Regions from separate parts of the Homo sapiens genome. Here all the other regions are linked to region 3. A link is a loop called in an ENCODE intact Hi-C map of the cell type or tissue named here. Cell type or tissue: ovary. All regions are shown on one strand. Each heading gives the region's core, and the rest is flanking DNA. Links, peaks and the distances in the headings are about the cores only.

What was found. Peaks named below come from ENCODE experiments on the same cell type or tissue, not always from the same donor. Only the 100,000 strongest peaks of a DNase experiment are listed, where the experiment ranks them.
Region 1: it touches region 3 in a loop (1.9-fold over the local background); 4 of 110 quality-filtered maps call a loop at or near these places.
Region 2: it touches region 3 in a loop (2.1-fold over the local background); 3 of 110 quality-filtered maps call a loop at or near these places.

What each region holds. Positions count from the first base shown.
Region 1 is chr14:68,390,535-68,395,863 of GRCh38, reverse strand. The region is part of intron 8 of RAD51B (RAD51 paralog B); the gene reads right to left. It overlaps LOC101927971 (a long non-coding RNA gene), which reads left to right. Exons shown (of 4, transcript XR_245776.5): 4 at 1-568. Among named protein-coding and RNA genes, the nearest start is that of RAD51B-AS1, 290 kb to the left of the region's middle. In ovary, for the core only: no CTCF peak of the experiment used is centred there; DNase peaks (open chromatin) are centred at 948, 1,550 and 2,983; H3K27ac peaks cover 4,922 bases.
Region 2 is chr14:68,586,628-68,591,956 of GRCh38, reverse strand. It overlaps a transcript of RAD51B not described here. Among named protein-coding and RNA genes, the nearest start is that of RAD51B-AS1, 96 kb to the left of the region's middle. In ovary, for the core only: no CTCF peak of the experiment used is centred there; DNase peaks (open chromatin) are centred at 1,786 and 2,366; H3K27ac peaks cover 4,672 bases.
Region 3 is chr14:68,656,354-68,661,682 of GRCh38, reverse strand. All of the region lies in intron 2 of RAD51B-AS1 (RAD51B antisense RNA 1), which reads left to right. It also overlaps a transcript of RAD51B not described here. Among named protein-coding and RNA genes, the nearest start is that of RAD51B-AS1, 26 kb to the left of the region's middle. RefSeq lists a silencer at 3,471-3,599. In ovary, for the core only: no CTCF peak of the experiment used is centred there; a DNase peak (open chromatin) is centred at 2,482; H3K27ac peaks cover 4,532 bases.

The DNA of each region.
Region 1 (5,329 bases), core at 188-5,187, 270 kb after region 3:
AATGATTCTGTCATCATTATTCTTAAAGAAAGTGATGTACCCAAGGTCACACACTTAGTCACTGGTCAGTCCTGGGGCAAACACCCCTTGATGTCCAGCCCTTGAGTCAGGATGATTGCTTCATCTAGAAGGCACCATGGGCACTCTGCCTGAATCCAGGAACCTCTGGAGTTGTATATGGCTCTGTCCAAGACAAAGGAATCCGCTGTACCAGATCCACAGAAGCCCTGGCTCTAAATTAAAAACAGCACAACAACAACATTGCAGCAACAACAAAATAGTAATACAATAAAAGGTGGGAAGACCTCGAGAGCATAAAAATTTCCTTAAACTGATCATCAAGGAAAGGAAAGGGAGGATTCCTTCTTTAAAGAGGCAAGTGCCTGCCAGCAGGAACCTAAAACTCATTATTATTCTGTATTTTCTTTTTTCATGACTAAAAAGTTTTTCTATCCTCCCCCTTCCTATCCCTATCAAAAGACTACCCCCTCCACAAGACAATCACAAACTTTAAAAGTAGCAAGCCCTCACTTCAAACAAAATGTAAAAATAAAAATTCAAAAACCCATAGTGTTTGCAAAACAGCTTTGTATGGAGGAAGGGCAAATCTTATCTTAAGAGAGGCTAATTTCATAGGAATCGGGCAAAGAGAGGAGAGGTAGAAAGGGTGGGAGCACAGAAGAAGGGGAGGCGGGAGAGGAGGGGATAAAGGAGGAAGAATCGCTGGCTTTAAAAAGCAACATTGTCCAGAGAGGTGAAAGGGAACAGATGGCCGTGGAGAATGTGGCCCTCAAAGCCTGAAGAAAGGGGGGGATGCCGACAGATCTTGCTGTTTCCCATTGATGCCTGAATGTTCTGGTGCGGGGAGCCGAGGCCAGTGCAGGGGACGGACCTCTGTTCCCAGCAGCTCACTGGGGCACTGGCGCTGAGGCTCACTGAGAAAAAGAGCAGGCGGGGGTGAGGGGGGCTGGAGGCAGCTGTGGCTGCAGAGGGAAAGGACAGTGGGCAGCATCGGAGACGTGCGGCTTCCACAGCCTTCTCTTTTGGCCCAGCCCAGGGAGGTCAGCCCAGTGCTGGTCTTTGCCCTGGCAGAGGTGAAGTAAAGGACAGGAGCCCGGGCCCAAAGCCTCAGCATCCTTCCCCTCAAAACCCACTGGGGGAGCCCTGTCTGGGATAAAGTAGATACCTTGGGAGAGGGAAATGAAGAAAATATTCCAAATGCTTTCAGAGGATTGAGACATTCAAATTAAAATAAACAAGAAATCTGGGTCTCTGAAAAAGGTCAGAGAATCCTGCCAAGGAAACCTTATATTATTTCATGGAGTCTCAAGGCAGAGAAGTGATTTGCTGAGAAAAACAAAAATGAGTTGGTGGCAAACCCAGGAAGGAATCCAAGAGTCAGTTTCAGAGGACTGAGTCAGCCCCCAAAGAGGTTCAGGATTCAAGGTGGGCCTCCCTGGTCATTGCTTGTAGCTGTGCCACACCGGAGGATTGTTACTGGAGACTCACAAGTCAGTACAGGGCAGCACTAATACAGGAACCTCTGGCCAGCTGGCGAGCCCGTCCTTCCTGGAGGGAAAAGCCCAGCAGCCCCTGCAGATGGAGGCCTGAGAACTTGGGAAGGTGGGGAAGGGTTTGCGGAAGCAGCGATTACAAAGAGGCTCATAAACTTTAGGGGACAAAGATGCAATCACTGTAATTTCCTTAACTTAACTTTGATCAGAGAAATTATCATTCCAAATGACATCTTGACCTCTCCCTACACCTGCAGAAGATGTTGATAAAATTCAGCCCTGCTCCTGCCGACTAAAGAGGGAGCCACCTTCTGCCTGGCTCACTGTTCAGTCAGCCCACAGAGACTGCACAAGTTCAAAACAAAATTCCCCCAGTTCTTCTCTTCCTCTGTCTTCTTCCCTGGCCCTAAAAATGAGAAAGACCTGAATTTGGGGCAGACGGTCTTTCAAACAGTGGGGCAGGAGTTTGCAGAAACAGATCCCTCATCAGAACAATCTTTTGGAAACATTCCCACACATTTCAGGGCCCCAAAAACATCACCCTCTGTGAGAGTAAAGGAAGTTAAAAGGGGGCCCTAAATATATTTAGTGACCTGGCAAGTTCACCTTTACCTGGGGCTAGGCCTCCATTGCCATGTCAAAGAGCCACCAAGCCCCACGTTTTGCACTGTAGATGCATCTGAGTCACTGAGAAAATTCCCATGGAGCGGCTCAATAAAAAAAGATCAACCATGATAAAGACCTTGCCTTTTATTTCCCTGCTTCAACCAAATTGCTCCCCAGGCGCTTTAGATTTAGAAGCTCTACTAATCAACCTTATAAACAGCAGCCCAGCCACTGCATAGAAATTACTTTGTATAGCTCCTAAGCGAAATTACCCCAGGGGATAGAAGATGCCCAAGGCTTTAACAATCACACCATAACACAGCCTCAGTATGAGAATAGAGGACAAGCACACTTTGACATCCCAATTGAAACTCCGGGCTGAATCCGACATAGAAGAATGTAATTACCTTTCCTAGTTTGACGGTGCACTGAAGAAACTGGAGAAGCGGAATACCTATTAGGTTCCCACTAATCCTCCTCCTAAATTCAAAGCAGGGCTAGTCCCTGGAATTCATTTCTGAGTATCCTTACTCTCTGCTATTGTTAAATAGCTCAATTGATAAGTCCTTCCAGCTAATAATGTTTTCCACGGAGCTCACCCCCTCCTCTTTCCCAGCAGCTCAAAGCACTTTACAAATATCACCTCATTATTCTTTATAACACTCAAGTGAGCCTGATAGGTGGAAAGGTTAATTATCTTCTCCTTCCCAATAGGGGAAATAGACAAAGGAAGGAGAAGTGACTCGCTGAAGCCAGCAAAGCAGAGGCAGAACTGGAACTAAAACTCAGCCATTCTCCTGACTCCAAACACACACATGTCCTATGTCAGCTTGTAAAGCTGTTCTGCTGACAGGGCAGGATTTTCTCGGCGTGGGCTGTGTTGTAATCAACAGGTCTGCAGAACTGGGGCACCAGGCTGGAGGGGAAAGGGCATGAGTCGAAATGGGGAGGCCCCACTCAAACAGCCTTCACTAGTATGGACCAGTTTCTTTACCTCCGAATCTCAGTGTCCTCCTCGGAAAAGGAGGTGTGTAGATTATAGGATCTTTCAGGTTCCTCCCAGCTCTTAGGTAATTGGTGAAGTGAGAGTTTCAAAAGAGGGTTCTATTATTCACCAGCCCCTTGTGATCACGTGGGCCTCATTCCTCTTGTAAGCCTGAAATAGCATCTTTGTTTATAGAGTGCCCTATGTCATCCACTGTCCACCCAGTGGGGATCAAATCATTCAGTTCAAAGTGGCAAATGGGAGAGAGAGTCCTATAGGGCATCAAGGCCAAGCACTAAAGAGATATGGAGACAGGCAGGGAGCAGGAAGACAGAAGACTAGAAGGGTCATAAAAGGAAGAATTGGCAAACAACATCTTGAGCTGTGCCTTGGTCCTCACCAGGGCACCCCCTACATTCCAAGGAACCTATGACAAGCCTTCCGAAGCATAAGAAGATTCCAAAAAAACAGGGTTTGCTTGGGTTTTTCTAAATACAGGATTTACTTGCCAACCCCAAAACCCAAGTGAACAATGCCCCAATGTACCCTGTAGTGGTGGTTTTCCATTTAAACAGAATTTGATTTTAATGAAATAACATTGATGTACCTTCCTCAAGTTAATTAAAACCAGATTATACAGGTGGTGCCATAGTTTGTAATTTGTATTGCTTGAGCCAGATAAACCTGAGCCTTTAGAAAACCTGTAGTATTTCATCTCTCTGATTTTCTACACTTTCTCTTCCTAAATGATGCTTTGCTACTCCTCATTTGCCATAAAGTGAGTTGGAGAGAGAGGACATTTAGTAAAACCAACATTTATTTGTAGGGGAAGCAGCCCCCGCAACCAGAATAATGACCTTGGAAATGGTTTTGTGTGATGGGGCGATTGCAGTGACTGGATATAAAGGACTGACTGTGCAGCTGCCAGAAAGAAACACATTTTTGTAATATCTGAGTTGTTTCTATTGGCCTGGTCTGCCTTGCATTCACCATGGGAACTGAGTCAACAAGTTTGCTTGCTTTTCTTTCATACAGAGCATTTTTTTTCCACATACAGGGTAAAAGGAATAAAGAATAGATATCCCCTGAAAGTCAAAGGCTTCATGATAAAAAAAAAATGGGTATAATGTTATTATTTATCTCCAAGTCCAGTTGTAAAGGCAACTGGTTGTAAGCTCTATTCCATCTGCTCTCTCTGAGGACCTCAGCCTGCCCTTGTGGAACCTTCTTTCTGGGAAGTTAAAGAATTTCCAGGATTAGCTCAAGTCCTGAGGCTGCCAACTGTGACAATCTACAAAGGTCTCTTAGGTAATAATTCAGATCCCATTTCTGCTCAAGGCCAAGATGGTCCCCAGCGAGTTGGAAATATTCTTGTTTCCTGGACCTAGACCATAAAGTGAGTTGACCTTCCAACATCTTGGAAGGGCAAGCTCAGCATCTCCGCATACTAAAGACTCAACAACTGATATATATGTGACAACACAAATGAAACTGAATTTAAAAAGCAGGGGTTAAGGGTCATCAGAAACAATGTGAAAAAGAAATGCTACATGAAAAGAAAGAAGAAAGGAAAGAAGAAAGAAAGAAAGAAAGAAAGAAAGAAAGAAAGAAAGAAAGAAAGACAAGTCTCATAAATTTAATAATTTATCTCCCACCTAATTCTGGAGGAAAGTATCTTGTGAACATATCCTAAACTGAACTTTTGAATTCTCCAAAAGAAAGCCAAGTTTCCAATGCTGATTAGATAAAATGCCAAATTCCTTTCACCATTGCAATCCCAAGTTGGGAAAGAATGAATCAATACTCTCAGCTTGTCAGGTGTCTTGGAGACAAGTACGTCTTTAGATCCTACCAGGGACTGCATTAGTGTAATGAGGTCTAGAGGACACCCTAATCCTTCCTCTGACGCTCTTTCTCTATGTATCTCAGTAGTGCAGACATCTGAGTAGTTGGTGAAACACTAAAGTAAGCTTCTAACCCAGCTCTGTGACTAACTCATTCTGTGACCTCCTTAAGCCTCAGTTTCCCCAACTGAAAAATGAAGTATGACCACAGGGCCTCTAATATCCCTTCCAACTCTTAAATATCCTACTATTGTATCTCTGCATAGATTTGCTCCATCACTTTTCCCAGCCACAGTATATTCTCTACCTTTCAGTTTCATTCAATGCTGGTCTGTCTCCAAGGGTCCCAGACAGTCAGTGTCTGAGGAGTCTCAGGCTAT
Region 2 (5,329 bases), core at 188-5,187, 70 kb after region 3:
GTCCTAGGTGGTGAGACAGTTTCCCCGGGCTCCATTTCTCTAGCAGGATCCAGAAGTGAAAGGAGAGAAGAGGAGTGACAGTAGGACTGTGAGGCCCATCCAGGTGGCCGGCCAATCACTTCCACATCCCAGGGGCTCAGGACTGCACATCCAGTGGCTGCTCCAGATCCCTAAAGATCTCCCCAGGCCTGCCAGAGCACCACATGGTAGCAGGACCCCACCACTCCTTAGCAACAGGGTGAGAGATCCTTGTTGCAGCTGGTTGTGGGGAACCCTTTCATTTTCACTCACAAAAATGAAAAGAAGCAACTCCCCCACGCCACCGGCCACACACACACAGGGGGCCTGGCTCTGGAAAGGTGCAGAGGCCCAGGGAAGAAGAGCATCAGACCCATCAGGCTCCTCAAGTTGATTTGATTTGAGTCATTGGAAGGATATCGATTATCATAGCATCATATGGTTGTTTCTTGAGAAGCATCCATAGCATCCACATTGGGGGTGTGTATTCAGAAGGGATTTATTTAGAGATGGAAAAGCCAATGAGGTGGCTCCCCTGTTTGTCTTTATTCATGAATCTGTGATGAGTAAAGCAAACAGAAGAGGTGTCCTCAAATCTCTAGGATGGCTGTTGTTCAGCGCATCCAGAGTCCCTGGCAGAACCCAGCATGGAGGACAGTCACTCTTCTTGCTCCTACTTCTGGGACTTCTTCCAGCTTCCATTTCCCACTGTCCCTGTGTATGTCACTATGCCACTGGGGACCCAACTCACTCTCCTGTTGCTGTCTTCTCCAACCAGCCTCTCTTAACCCACTGGGGAAAAGATGCTCCACCTCAGCCACCAAAACATAAATGAAGAAAAACTGGAGTTTTAATTTGTTTAAATAGGAAGGAGGGAAGAAAAGAGTCACTAGTGAGATGCACAAGGCCAAACCATCAGAATGAGGTTGGGCAGGGCAGGAACCGGAGGGGAGGGGAGGGGTCCATGGCTGCCTGGCCCATCTCAGGTAGGAGCAGTCGCCTAGTGAGAACTTCATGGGGCCATCTATAAAGGCCCCTCCATGGTGAGGGTGTTAAAGAGGAGACATTCTAGAGAGGCCACTCTGCCCCGCCACCCATGGTCAGCATTGGGTGGATCATGGGCAGATAGAGTAGTGAATGGTTAGCTGAATTATGAAAATGCCATAACAGGTGATTCGGCATCATTGCCCTCCTAGGAAGAAGGGCTGCAGAGACACAGAGAATTTGAGGTTAGATGGCCTCTTGTGGGTAATGGGTCTAACTTCAGGTAAGGCAGCCAGGTGGTATCAACATTTAAGATTCCAGGTAGATTTATTTATACCTGCAGTGAGAAGTTCAGTTCCAGTCCTCAGGCTTAGGAGGTAATAAAGAGGTCCCAGCCCCAGGCACCTTTGCCATAGATAGACTAAAAGCTGAAGACCTGACATCGCCAGGTTTCCTTTGCTCTGGGAACCAGACTGATGGGACAGGCAACCCCCAACGCTGCGGGGGAGGTGACTGGGAACACCCTGCCATGCTGGCAAGCTGGGGGCAGTTACAGGTGTAGATCCAAGGGGTGGCCAGACTGGTTTCAAGCCTGCTCATGGAAAACTGGTTCTTTTTTTTAACAGCTGTCAACTTGGCCCCCTGAGCCTGGGTAGACTGGCTGGCCAGGCAGAGCTTGAAGAGATGCATGGCAAATGCAGTCTCAGCTCTCACTCCATCAGTCAGCCCAAGACTCCTTGGAAGCACAGAGGCAGACTGGTGAGTTACTGAGGCTCTACACATCTTGCTGGAGGCCGAGGCCAGCACTAGTTTTTGGAATCAGCATCTGGGTGACACCCCAGTCGGCTGCTCAGGGTGACCTGTGTGAGGCTAGGCAGAGGATGAATGTGAAGTGTGGGGTGGAGGCAGGGAGGAAGGCTTTGAAATGGGCTGGGTCTGAAGTGGCAATAAATGTCAGTGCAACATTAAGAAATACACACCATGGGTACAGATCTGAATGCATATGGAATGTGTGTGTTCGTGTGTGAATATGTCTGTGTGAGCTAACACAGACATACCCAGCTTGATGAGCTAATGAAAAAGCCAAAAACTGAAAATGGGGGGGAAAAAGCCCTTTCTATCCCTGTAACCATTAGAAAGAAAATAAAGTCCAAATTGCATTCAGGGCTGCTGGGACAGAGGAAGAGAGGCAAGAATGGAAAAAACAGGCCATAAAGATGCCAGGGCTCCTTAAGCAGAAACATCTGTTGAAGTCATAAGACTAGGGGCCTGGCCAGGCTTCTAACAAACCCAGGAAGAGGAGAGTCTGTACAGGATCAGGACTACCCTCATCTGCCCTGTGCAGGGCCCCTGGGACCAGCATACGTGCAAAGGAGATACCCTCTCCAGGGCTCAGCCAAGGCCTGGCCTCTAGCAGCAGAGAAAGGGAGAGGGAGGAAGAGACGTTCCCAGGTCGGGAGGGGCTTGTGGCAGTCATGGGGGCAGTGATGTGATAGCCGTTTTGAGTGTGTATTTATTTAAAGCTTTAACTCACTGAGGTAGCCTGGTGAGCCACATGTCTCAACTCCTGCAGCTAAAGAAAAAAAAGTGAAGGCGGGGGAAGGGAGGGTCAGTTGCTGACCCTAACAGGAATGGGTGGCTATGCTCACTGTTTGCAAATGTAGGCCACTCTCTTGTTTGTAATTTTCAACAGAGGCTAGTCGTTCAAGGCTCGCCTCTTCTAATGACTACAAAAATGGCAGCTACCATTTATTGACCATATTCCACTCTCTGTACCATGTTCCTTGTAAGTATCACGTTACTTAATCCGCCAGTAATTCTGTTATCCCCAGAATGGGTGGAGACATGCATGGCTGTCTTCAAGGAGATTCTCGTATTAGCATTATCATCCTAGGAGGAAACTGAGGCTTAGAGAGGTTAAGGGACTCGCCCCAGGTCACCCAACTGGTACCTGGGAGCTGACCTGCCCTCCTTTCCTCTACAAAACTAATTTGAAAAGCAGCTTTAGCCAAGCCCCGTTGGGAAAGCAGCTTTGCAAAATCAGCCCAGCATTTATGGAGACATTGAGGTCCCTGCAGACCCTCGTGGCTTGTCCATCCCTGTGTTCCATTACATTAGCTTGGGAAAGCAGTAGGGGACTGTAATGACAGAACACACCAACACCAAACAAAGAAAAGTGGGTTAAAACTCCAATCCCCATGACAAGAGAATCCTACTCTCTCTCAAGGAAACTCACAGACGGTGAAAGAAATGAAATCCAGACTCGATACTACTCACTTGTGGGGAACCGCCAAGGAGCCATTTATCCATTATGAAAGTTACATGTTGTATCTCCTCTTCCTGGAATGCCCCTGTCCCCAGAACTGACCCTGCCAGACCGCATTCATTCAGTTCCTTCACCCATAGCGATCTATTCTACATGAGAAAGCTTGGTCCCTCTGGGGGCACTCTGGATCTTAATTTCACACGGGGGTAGCTAGAATGAAAAGCTTACCACTGTTGGCTCTGAAATTCATGGTCAGGGGACTACAAGTCTCCCCAGAAAATAAAAAAGTGAAATAGCAAGAGGACGGACTGAAGCTGCATCTCCTAGGTAGTTGCCTTGGGGAAATAAAGGATTTTGATGTTCCCTGAGCAATCATCTCTGTGCTGCTAACATTGACTAGGGTAGGAGCCTGCTGGTACCAGGTCGAGCCTCACATCAGCCCTTTATAATAGGTTACATCATCTCTGCTGTAAAGGGGAGGAAACTGAAGCTCAGAGAGGGAGCTTAACTTAAAGTCACATACTACTGAGTGACAAAGCTGGCATTAGGAATCCACAAGGCTGGGATGAACGCACCCATATGTTCTTTCCTGTGCTCCACTCTGCCTCAAGCTTGAATGTGCCTGTGTCCGCTGGCCAGCTTGTTAAAACCCATTCTCTGATTCAGTAGGGCCTGAGATTCTGCTTCTGTAACAAGCTCCCAGGTGATGCTCCTGCTGCAGGTTCCAGGCCCGCGTTTATAGGAGCGAGGATCTATACCACACTGCCTTTTTAAATGCACCATGTCTGCCATCTGGGCTGGCATTTCTCTGCCTCTTCAGTGCAGCTTTCCCACCAGAATGCCAGAACTGACCAAAAGCCACACTGTGCAGCCCAGTCAGCTATGCTATGTACCCAATTATTGTAAATCTTACTCTTCCCTATGACTTGGCTGAGTGTTAAAAACCCAACATCAGCCTTGGGTAGCAAAGGCTGGCGGAGGCCTGCTTCGGTGCAGCTCAGAAGCTGTGGAGGAAGAAGCTGCTCTGCGGGACTGGGGTAGGACTTGATACGGTTCTGGATCTCGGGGGGGATGGATGTGCTGAAATCTCTCTCAGATGGCCTCTCCCACAAGCTGACGGGAATTTCCTGCTCAGACCAGCAGAGGAATTAGGGGTTTGCTTCTCCAGGGCCAAGCTCAGTGGGAAAAGTAGGAGCAAGCAAGAAAGCAAGGGGCTGCCTTTGTGTGAGCCCAGCTGTCTTGGGTTCCTGGTTCTGCTCCATTTATAGCTGGGGGAGGGATCTTCTCCAGCTCGTAATTACAGCCTGAGATTCTGCATTTTCCCAGGGCTTGCTCAAAGGCTCTGAGTACCAATCTTTCAGGAGAGCTGGGGTGATCTGCATTCCACAGAAAGGAGGGGCTGGGAGAGGCTGGAGCTCAGGTTTGCTTTCCAGCACAAAGACAAGCTAGAAAGACAACCAGAAAACCCAACCCCAACCTCTGCAGTGCCCTGACCACTCTCCCCCTCTTTTGTGTGGACAGAGGGGTTCCTTCTTTGAAGACACTGCTGAGGGCCTCTTATGCGCAGGCACTGTGCTGGAACACTGACATATAGCAGAGAGCAGGATCCCTGGCTGCTGGCCTCAGGATCTCAAAGCTGGAAGGAGCCAATTTTTTTTTTTTTTGAGACAGAGTTTTGCTCTTGTTGGCTGGAGTACAATGGCGCGATCTCGGCTCACTGCAATGGCGTGATCTCGACTCACTGCAACCTCTGCCTCCTAGGTTCAAGTGATTCTCCTGCCTCAGCCTCCCAAGTAGCTGGGATTACAGGCACACGCCACCACACCCAGCTAATTTTTGTATTTTTAGTGGAGATGGGGTTTCACCATGTTAGCCAGGCTGGTCTCAAACTCCTGACCTCAGGTGATCCACCCACCTCAGCCTCCCAAAGTGCTGGGATTACAGGGGTGAAACACCGCACCCGGCCATGGAAGGAGCCAACTTTTAAAGGGGGTGACTGGATTTCCATGGGGTACATGCTGAGAATGGGAGTGTCTGTGAAGCCGAATTAATGTGTTCTGT
Region 3 (5,329 bases), core at 236-5,235:
TGGCCACATGAATATGTTTGCATGCCACGCCCCCTTCATGCTAACACTTCCTTGGGCATACCAACCCATGATGGAGTGCATCCGCTCATAGTTTTCAAACTTTGGAGCATCCAGCATTCTCCTTTAAGTGACCTTTGGGAATCTATGGAGATGCAGATTTCCCCAGCATCACAGAAGGAACCAGGGCTTTGGGGTCTGGCAGATCTGGGATTGAATTTCCCCCGGGCCACTTCTGGCTGTAAGATCTCAAACAAGTCACATTTGGCATCATCAACCCCTGGTGCAGACCCCTGGCAGGCACCAGGGATTCCAGCGCGTGCAGCAACAGCAACAGACATGGTTCCTGCCCTCAGGAGGCTTACTGCTCTGGTCTGTCTCCTGTTCTGTAAAGCGGGAATAATTTCTCCTGTTCTGCAGTGTGTTTGTGGAATATGTGGGAATCTCAGAGTTGGTTCCCTTTCCGTTCCTTTCCTTGCAAGGAGCACAAAACTATAGTCATTCACGGGAAACCACGGATACTCAGAAACCCTCAAGGGCCCTTGTGTGAAATCTGTCCCCCTCTTTCCTTTCAAAAAGGTTGCTGACATCAGGCCTGCCTGTCACTGCTTCCTAAATGGCTGGCCTTCCTCTGTGGCTGCAGCTCCGCTCAAGCCACCCATTCACTGACTTTCCCCTGAAGGCTCTAGGGGACTTTCCCCTGGAGACACTATACGCGATTTGGTGACATGTTGATGGCAGATGTGGGACAGCCACTCTTTCTTAGCAAGCAGGACTCCCTCATTTTGGTGGTCCTGGGTTTTGATCCTGCAGAGTTCTCAATGTTTTGGCTGGGTGAGAAGTCGGCCAGTTTCAGAATTCACTTATCAGCTGGAAACAAGTGGCTCTTCCTACCCATCTTTCAAGGTTCAGCCCAAACACCGCCCCCTCTGGGAGCATTGCCTAGTTTCTCCCCTTCCCCTAAACATTCTGTGCCGCATAACCAAGGACTGTCAAGGACTGGTCTCATTTCCTGTGTGTTCCCACTTTACAGAACAGGAGACAGATCAGAACAGTAGCTCCCTGAGGGCAGGAGCAGTGTCTGTTGCCGCATGCTCTGGAACCCCGTGTCTGCCCAGGCTCTGCACCAGGAGCTGATTCGGTCTCCCAACTACAGTGTAAATCCTCAAGGGCAAGACCAGGTCCTCTGATTCTCTGAATCCATCAGAATGTTTAGCTCCATTTTGGGGAGATAGTAGATGCCCAATAAAAGCTTGCTATTGGATTCTTATCCAAGCTTCTCACAAATCCCTTTTTAAAGTGAAGAGCAGAAAGACTAAGCATTTATTCATTCAACCAGCATATTTTGCAAAAATCTCAAATCCACGATTCACAAACTAAAAGCTACTCAGCAGCACGTCTCACGTGTCCAGCCCGGTATTTTTCTGCTTTTTGTTTTTAATTAGTGCAAATATTTTTAAAAACAGGATACTTTATACAGAACTCTGGATTTCTAGGCTGTCTTAAATACCCAGCTGAAACTGAGTGGTGGTGCCCCCTTTAGATGGGCCAGCCTTCTTCAAGTCAGGGCAGTGCTCACCTGGCTTTGCTCCTGTGGGTTACTGCCAGCCCCCATTGGCATTTGAGTTCGTAATCCATGGCTTATTCGTTTAAAAGCTACTGACATCAATAGGAATCTCACAGAACAGTGAACTCAGAGACACCTGATTTCCTTGGTTTATTTCTTGACCCACTGTAGGAGGTGCCAACCCCCACCAGCTCAAGATTCTTTCCCCCGCATGCACCCTAATGCCCATTGCAGGTGTCAGCATCTCTTGTCAGTCCTACTGATGCCTCCATTGGCAGCAGGCTGAGCGTCCTTGCCCCAGAACTTTTGGGGAGTGCTAAGGTGGGCAGGTGTGTTCCCTGGCAGGGCATGGCTCCAGATTGGGCCCATAGGGCCCCAGCAGCTGCCGTCCATGTGTCGCTTCCCAGGCAGAGGGAGGGCGTCTGGGGAGACCACCCACTCAAGGGCTGGGCTGCCTCTCCAGAATCTCCTTTCAAAGACACCCTGGGAAGCGACCCTTGGCTTGCCCCGGTGCAGTGTCCTGAGGTTGCCCAGGCTCTCAGGGCAGTCGGGACCCTCCCAAGGTCCTGTTTCCTGCCCTCTGCAGGCCCAGATTTCAAAGCTGTCAATTCACTCCTCCTTTCCCTCCTACCCGCCTCCCGCCCTCTTCTCCTCCCCAACATTCTTTGCTTCTTGTTTATATTGCAGAAAACATCTGCGAGAGTAAATGACTGAGATGAAAGATCTTGGCAAAGGGCTATTTTTCTTTGCTTGGCTTAAAGGGGGACAGATGAAGACTTTAGCCTCATCCTCGCCTTCCCCAGCGTGACTCCCTCCCCCAGCTTCCAGAGAGGAGAGAAATGGGATCTGAATGAAGACAGACCAGAAGGTGGCCCAGCCGGCCCCAGGGCCTCACGTCCCCAGGCAGGGGAGATTGTTTTTCCTGTGGAACAGGCTGGCCTGGAGGAAAAGGCTCCGTGGGTGGAGAGGAGGGGTGCAGATTAGCATGCTTCTGCAGGGCTTTCCCCCAGCGCTGTCCACTCTCTGCCCTCCCTCCAGGCCACACGGTCACCCTTGCCAGCAGCAGACCTTTGTCTTGGGCTTGGTGGCATGTTATGGAGGAGAGACCATCCCGCCAGCCTTTCCTCCCTCCCGCCCCTCTCTCCTGAGTGGTTGTGCTGTGCAGGGAGTGACATCCTGGGCTGTACAGCCTCTCTCTTACTCCAGGGAGCTGTGTGGCTTTAGACAAGTTAATAACTTCTTGGGTCCTCAGTTTCTCCCTTTGTAAACTGGGGATAAATATACCTGCTTCACAGAGTTGTAGTGAGGATGAAATGATGTAACAATGCATGCTCCACACAAAATCAGGCACTTAATAAATGGTGATGACAATGGTGTTGATGATCAGGAGGACGAGGATGATGATGATCTGGTGGGGTGTGGGGCAGAAGGCAGGGAGAACCCTGAGGCAGAGTCTCTAGGTGACTTTCTGTAGGTGACTGAACCTCCATGTTTCCCTCTGTGGATGGAGTGTAGTTCATTCCGTCCTATTCCTTGTAGAGGGATTGTGAAGTAGGGCTGAGTGATTACACTTGGTGCAGATGAGATGAAGGGGTGATGGGGAAACCAAGCTTCACTATCCTTGGCACTATGACGGCTGTTTTCCTCTGTGACTCTTGGCTGCCCTGGCACTTGCCAGCTCTCCTGCCTGGCCATTGTCACCAGGGGGCACGGGCCAGTGGCCCTCATCATCTGAATGAGCCCCTGTTGCCATGCACCATGAGGACAGGTCTGTCAGTGCTGCCCAGGGCTGAGTGTCCTGAGCCCCAGATTCTCGGTCCGGGCAGCCCCCACTGACATGGCACTGGTAGCACCAAGGTTTCCAGGGTGGCTGGCTCAGAGGCTCCCACAGAGCAAGGCCAGGGACGTGGCTGTCCTCAGAGAGCAGCTGGGGAGCTCTCCCCACCCCATCTCACCTGCCAACCCAGCCCAGAGCTCCCTCTTTTTCATGGTCCCTGGTGCTCCTGTCGGAGTTGTGCAGTGGCGATGCGCTTCTTGGCAAGGGCAGGGCCAGATCTTAGGAAGACCTCAGTGCCTGGGCCAAGGCAAGGAGCTGTCACTCAGGCAAATAATGAGCAGATTTTTACCAGGTGGGACAGGTAAGTTCTGATTCAGGTGTAGGAGGAAGAAAGTCAGCTCATGGGCAGCAGCTTAGGAGGAAAACAGCTGGCAGCTGAGCTCCAGGGCAGGAGATGTCCTCTTATCCCATCTTTGTCCAGCCTGGGTCCACCAGGCTCACCAAATGAATCTAGGGATGTCTGTTTATGAAGCATGAAGCTGATGAGCACAGAGCAGAAGGTCCAAGCCTGACAACCTGTCCTGGCACTTCTGGACCTGCTCTGTCAAATCCTCCACACACTAAGGAGAAACAACCTTTTCCTGCCTGCAGGCTTCCTTCAGTACACACATAGGAAGAAAAAGCCTGGATCAATCTAGCCCTCCTAGACACAGATGCCTGAAGCCACCAGACTGATCTCTGCAGGGGCCGAGGCAGCAGTCCTAATAGATGGACTATCAGCTCCTATGAGCTGGACCCTGGGCCTTGGCCCCCCACCAGGCTCACTTAGTATATTATTCAGCTCTACATTTAATGATGGGGAGGCTGGTGCAGTGGCTCACACCTGTAATCCCAGCACTTTGGGAAGCCAAGGTGGGAGGATTACTTGAAGCCTGGAGGTCGAGACCAGTCTGGGCAATATAGCGAGATCCTGTCTTTACAAAAAAATTTTGTTAAATGACGGGGAAACTGAGTCTCAAGAGGTCAAGCAGCATGCCCTAGCCATGAAGTGCTAAGTTTCAGCTGCAGCGTCAGGATTTGAACCTAGATCTCTGTGGCTCCAAAGCCTCAGCATTCCCCCCACCGCGAGACCTACAATGTCCAATATGGATATCACTAGCCACATGTGGCTATTTAAACTTAGGTAAAGGTTCTGTTTCTCAGTCACACCAGCTCCATCTCAGTGCTCAATAGTCACATATGGCTAGTGGCTGTCCTACTGGACAGTGCAACTCTAGAACATTCCATCTTTGTAGAAACTTCTATGTAGAAAGTCAAAGGCAGCACTATGACTAGGTTGTACTGAGGCTCTTTCCTGTTTTAACCAGGCTGCTTAAACCCTTTTATTCAGCTGCAAACTCATCTAGTCTCTGACATACACCCTGTCCTCTCTCCCTGTCTATCCTCAAAGAGAGGGTGGTAGTTCTTGATCCCGCATAGTGAATGGGAACAGTGTGGAGCAGAGGGGACAAGTGACCCATGGGGGCTGGGAGCCAGGAGCTCAGCCCGGTCCTCTCTGCCATGCTGCACCTTCCTTGCTGTGTCTGTGAAAAATTGGGGCCTGGCTGGTCCTCTCAGGGGTGGGGGACCTGGGGGCCTAACTCAGTCACCCGCCCAGGCAGGCCCAAAGGTCACACTGCCGGCCTGCGGTCGCCTTTTCAATTATAGGACCCTGAGAGCGAGCTCTGGGCCAGAGCGCAGGAGAAAGGGGCTCTGTGTGGGAGTCCCGGAGCTGCTCTGCACCCCTCACAGAGGCCAGCTCTGTGTAGTACTGCCCAGAGAGGCTGGGAGGGGTGGCAATCTCTGGCAGCACACAGCAGCCTCCCTGTTCTGATACAGGCTCCTGCATGTTAGGCCTCAGTCCTCAGTTACCCCATTGAGAAAAGGGGGAGAAGAATCTGAGAGCTGGACAAAGGTTTTATATTTTGGGATTCTGTGCACAAATCTTA